Linked DNA regions of Homo sapiens: region 2 is linked to region 1. A link is a loop called in an ENCODE intact Hi-C map of the cell type or tissue named here. Cell type or tissue: Calu3. All regions are shown on one strand.

The links. A loop is a pair of places that touch in the nucleus more often than their neighbours do. Peaks named below come from ENCODE experiments on the same cell type or tissue, not always from the same donor. Only the 100,000 strongest peaks of a DNase experiment are listed, where the experiment ranks them.
Region 2: it touches region 1 in a loop (6-fold over the local background); 1 of 110 quality-filtered maps calls a loop at or near these places.

Annotation. Positions count from the first base shown.
Region 1 is chr3:98,481,911-98,484,410 of GRCh38, reverse strand. No RefSeq gene overlaps it. Among named protein-coding and RNA genes, the nearest start is that of OR5K2, 15 kb to the left of the region's middle. In Calu3, no CTCF peak of the experiment used is centred here; a DNase peak (open chromatin) is centred at 1,010.
Region 2 is chr3:98,056,194-98,058,693 of GRCh38, reverse strand. No RefSeq gene overlaps it. Among named protein-coding and RNA genes, the nearest start is that of GABRR3, 22 kb to the right of the region's middle. In Calu3, no CTCF peak of the experiment used is centred here; no DNase peak of the experiment used is centred here.

The DNA of each region.
Region 1 (2,500 bases):
GAGACTCAGTCTCAAAATAAATAAATAAATAATAAAATAAAATTAAATTAAATGTTGAAATAGGCTTGCTGATAAAGCATACTTGTACAAATAAACAGGGCCAACTCTAGAGCACTTTTCCTGAGCTGGAAATGTGTAGGAATTGAAGACTAATATGATCTGAAGGGGCATGATCTGTGGAAGGGAGATATATGGTGTCCCCAGAGATGAATGTATAAAATAAATATTCTCGAGTCTACCAAACTTTGGATACTCAGTTAGTTGGCAATTCATCCTGGATGACAGGAAATGGCATATTAAGATTTAGGTAATACCTCAATAATTAAAATGTAAAAAGAAAGTGTTAGCAACATTAAACATTTCTACAAATTAGTTTTTCTTTTTTGAAAATAATGGCAGACAGGAGGCAGGACTAACTTGCAGCTCCCTCTCTGATGGACAGAACAGCATATGGAGACTCACATAGTGAGTCCAAGAACTCCAAGAACTAGCACAGGAACATACGAGGAAAACTGAAAGAATCCACAGACCTTTTGAAAGAAGTAGCTTGCTGATGCAAACTTTGTGAAACAGCTGAAAAAGTGTGAGTGCCCAAAGTGTGAGTGGGGAAGGTCCACCTCCTAACACACATCCTCACATCCTCACCGGGGAACCTGAAAACCCAGATCATGGGAGAAGAATTTAACCTTACCTAGAGCTGAAAAGAATTTAGAGAGCTGAACAAAATATAAAAGTAGAAGAAGTACTGAAAAAGCCCTGTAGGTATTCCTGGTTCGCAGGGAAGCCATTTCTGACTTTATCTCACTGAAGTCACTGGGTAGGACTGCCAGTGGAATTGGGGAAGGACAGGTAGAAGAAAACTTTCAGCTGAACTTTGTAATAATTTTGACCAAGTGCAAATTTTCCTGGGCAGAATCCTGGGTGGAGGGAATGGGAAGTACAGACAGGAGCACAGAAGCTGTGGCAGGTAAGGAGGGGTGGGGCCTGAAAGCCCTGCTTGCTTTCTCAGCTAGAAAACATGCAGCCTGGGGCAATATCCCAGCACTGTTCGTTGGCTGCCTGGATATAAACTAGGTGCTATTGGTGGGGTATGGTGGGATTGAGACTGTCCTTGCTGGCTGCATAGGAGACGAGTGAGGCTTGTCATTGCCAGCTTTCTCCACTTCCCTGAGAACCTGTATGATGCAACAGAGGCAGACATTATGCCCCTGGGAACATAGGTCCATTGGCCTGAGAACCACACCCCCATCACCCACAGCAGCTGCAGCAAGTCCCACACAAAGAGAGTCTGAGCTCAGACACCACTAACCTGCCCCTACTTGATGGTCTTTCTCTACCCACTCTGATAGCCAAAGAAAAAAGATACTATCTTTTGGAAGCTCTGTGGCCCTGCCCATCACTTGAGAAACCCAAATATTTATCCAAGTGACATTAGAGCAAGCTTGTATCTCCCCTATACTACTGCAGTTGATGCTGTCTTGAAACTGCCATCTCCTGGCTGGAGGCCAACACACTCAAGTGATTATATCAACTCATAAAAGAAAAGTCCTGCTCCAGGAAATGAGAAAACAACAGCTAATTCCACCACCGAAACATCCTGGCTAACCAGAGGTCCTGAGTCTGTCCAGGTACAACTTCACTGCTAGCACAACCAACATTCAAGAAAATCAGCACACTAAAAACTACAACCATGGACCCTCAAAGAGTCTACTTCATATCCCTGCTACCACCACTGGCCCAGGTGCTGGTATCCACAGCTGAGAGACTTGAAGATGGATCACATGACAGGACTCCTTGCAGACACTCTTCAGTACCAGCCCAGAGCTCAGTAGCGCTGCTGGGTGGCTAGACCCAGAAAAGCAGTGACATCCACTGCAGTCAGAATCTCAGGAAGCCCCATTCCTAAGGGAAGGGGGAGAGCACACATCAAGGGATCACCCTGTGGGACAAAAGAATCTGAATATCAGCTCTTGAGCCCCAGATCTTTCATTTGATATAGTCTACTCAGATAAGAAGAAACCAGAAAAACAATTCTGGTAATATGACAAAGCAAGGTTCTTTAGCACCCCCAAAAGATCACACTAGCTCACCAGCAATGGATCCAAACCCAGAAGAAATCTCTGAATTGCCAGAAAAAGAATTCAGAAGGTCGATTATTAAGCTATTCAAGGAGGCACCAGAGTAAGGTGAAAACCAACTTAAAGAAATGAAAAAATAACACAGGATATGGATGAAAAATCTCCAGAGATATAGGTAGCATAAATCAAAAACAATCACAACTTATAGAAATGAAAGACACACTTAGAGAAGTGCAAAATACACTGCTAACTTTCAAAAATAGAATTAAACAAGTCAAAGAAAGAACTTCAGAGCTTGAAGACAAGGCTTTTGAATTGCCTTTGAACAAGGCTTTGAATCTGACAAAAGAAAAGGAATAAATGAAAAATGACCAAAGCCTCCAAGAAGTTTGTGATTATGTTAAGCAATGGAACCTAAGAAT
Region 2 (2,500 bases), 430 kb after region 1:
AGAAGGTGCTTGCTTCCCCTTCCATCATGATTGTAAGGTTCCCGAGGCCTCCCAGTCATGCTTTCTGTTAAGCCTGTAGAACTGTGAGGTGATTAAATGTCTTTTCTTCATAACTTACTCAGTCTCAGGTAGTTCTTTACAGTAGTGTGAGAACAAACTAACGTAGAAGCCTTTGATGGTCTATTTTTGGATAGAGCTGCTTGTTCTAAAAAAGACCACAGGAATTTGCAAATCCTTTAAATGCCAGGGAAACCTATGACCTGACTTTATCTGAGATGCTTTAACCACTTTCAAGAACTAGACTATTTGAAAAGTGTTAAGTCACAGAATCTGAAAGAAAAAAAGTATATTTACACAACAGCCCTCTTGAGTTGTAAAGGTTGCCTCTAACATTTTGCAAATGAAAACGTCCATAAGTCTCCCTGTATAAAGGGGTACATTTCATTCTTTGTGGATTTTTATGGTTTGTTCATGGCTTCCAAGTCAAAGGTTTCCTGCTCTGCAGCACTGTAGTAACTTGAAACTCATCTCCAAAGATATTGCTCAAGGGTATGGAGGAAATGTTATATAGTGCTGAATTTTGTTTTGTAAATAGTGAAAGCACAAAACTAGTTTTTTTTCATTTAAAAATCAGTTTTAGAGCAGTGTGGAGTTGCATAAGAAGTAAATACCTGAGTTCAGTGAGAGCTACATAAGAGCAAATTAAATTACCTATCGATTCAAGGAATTTCATATATCACCCAAATAGAAGGTCACATACAGCCTGAGTGCTCCCCTCAGTGATACTCTGGGGCTCCTGGTCCCATCACAACACATAGAGGGAGGAAAACTTCTAGGCCACCCTCTGCCTAGCCATGCTGCAGGCCATGCCCCAGTGTTATGCAGGAAAGACTGGTTCCTTTCTACACTCTAAAACAAGACTCTGGCTAGAAGACTTCCCTCCCTCAGGCTCTATTAAAACTATCTACAAACCTCTGAAACTCCAAATTGGAGCCTGTAACAACAAAATTGGGATATAGTTACCTGACTGCTTCCCTTTGCTCTCTATCCACTTACTCTTCTCCCCTCACCACTAAGTGAGAAAATATGGGCTCATTTTTTACTTCTCTTACTTTGTATTCTCCTTGTGCGATGAAGAAACCAGGCTTAGCCTAGCAGACATAGCCATATTTACAGTATAGAACTCTAATCTCTAAGACTTCCAGTTCATTTCTTAATATACTAAAAATCTGTGTAAAATAATGTAATATTCCTTCAAGACAAATTCCTGTTTTTGAAGTCAGAAGAGGAATTCCTTTTTTTCTCTTTGCATTACTTCTACAACAATTTAAAATATATTCCCAGACAGATAGAACCCTTATGCAAACTATGGAACCAGCTCTATACTCAGAGAGGCAACTGATAAAAGAAAATTAATACTTTTCATTCTCTTCCTCCCCATTACTTTCTCTCCTTAGTAAACATGAGTCCATTCAAAAGACTCTTACTCTTTTTTAGGGTAAGAGTCTTTTGAATGGACTCAAGTTTGCTAAGTTTGCTTACCTTGCTTCTAGAAAGACCTGAGTTGAATTTTCTACTATGTTCTGTTGTAGTTTGGCTAAGTAAAATTGGTTACTGGATGAAAGTCTTTTCTCCTACTAGGAAGCTCCCTCCATCCACAGTATAATGCATCCCTGTCCCAGGAATTCCAGCTACATGGTCAGCAGGGCCTCCCTTGTGTAGGTATGAGCATAGGGTGGACCCACTGGAGGCTGAGCAGTTATCTTTGTAATGGTGTCAGAAAGTGTAGGCTGTCTCCTCAATCTTTTCTTCTCTTTCTCCTCTCTCATATGCTCATGTTCACTTTCAAGTTGTAGTTCCATCTCTGCCTCAGTTGCCTAGCTTGTGTGGAAATAGGTGGATGAGCTGATTCTTGCACGATTCATGTGATGTCCCTTCCCAATCTGCCAGGATCTCTCATGTTGGCCTTGGCTCCTGTGAGACAAGCTGCAGGTTCTATTTCTGACTCAGCTAGGGACTCTGAATATGTCCTCCCACACCTAGTCTCTACAGCATGTCCCAGGCCATCACTTATGAACTGAGTTATCACTATTGGACTTGGGCTTTTCTCAGTGAAAACAACTCTCCAAAAGTCCAGAGTTTAAGAAGAGGGGTTAGTCGATTGTCCCGTATCCTATTACTTCCGATCCATTCTCTCATGGGTCATGACCTCAGCCTGGAGATGACCGGAGTCTGTGATTCTAATCAATGATTTTGTTAAGCAGTTCATGGAATAGATATAGCAAGAGCTGTCATGCTCTAAATGACAGAAAATTAACTTGACTAATTTTAATTTTTTCATGTAAACCTCTGAGATGAATATGAGAATATGGAGCAGGGAAAGGCCTGTGATCTTTTGGGAGTAAAGTGAAGGTCTCTGTCCTACTAATACTGTCTGACTCTTCTGGGCTTGGCATGGTGCCAGCTTTTACAGCCAAAGTCAGTGCCTATTGGAACTATT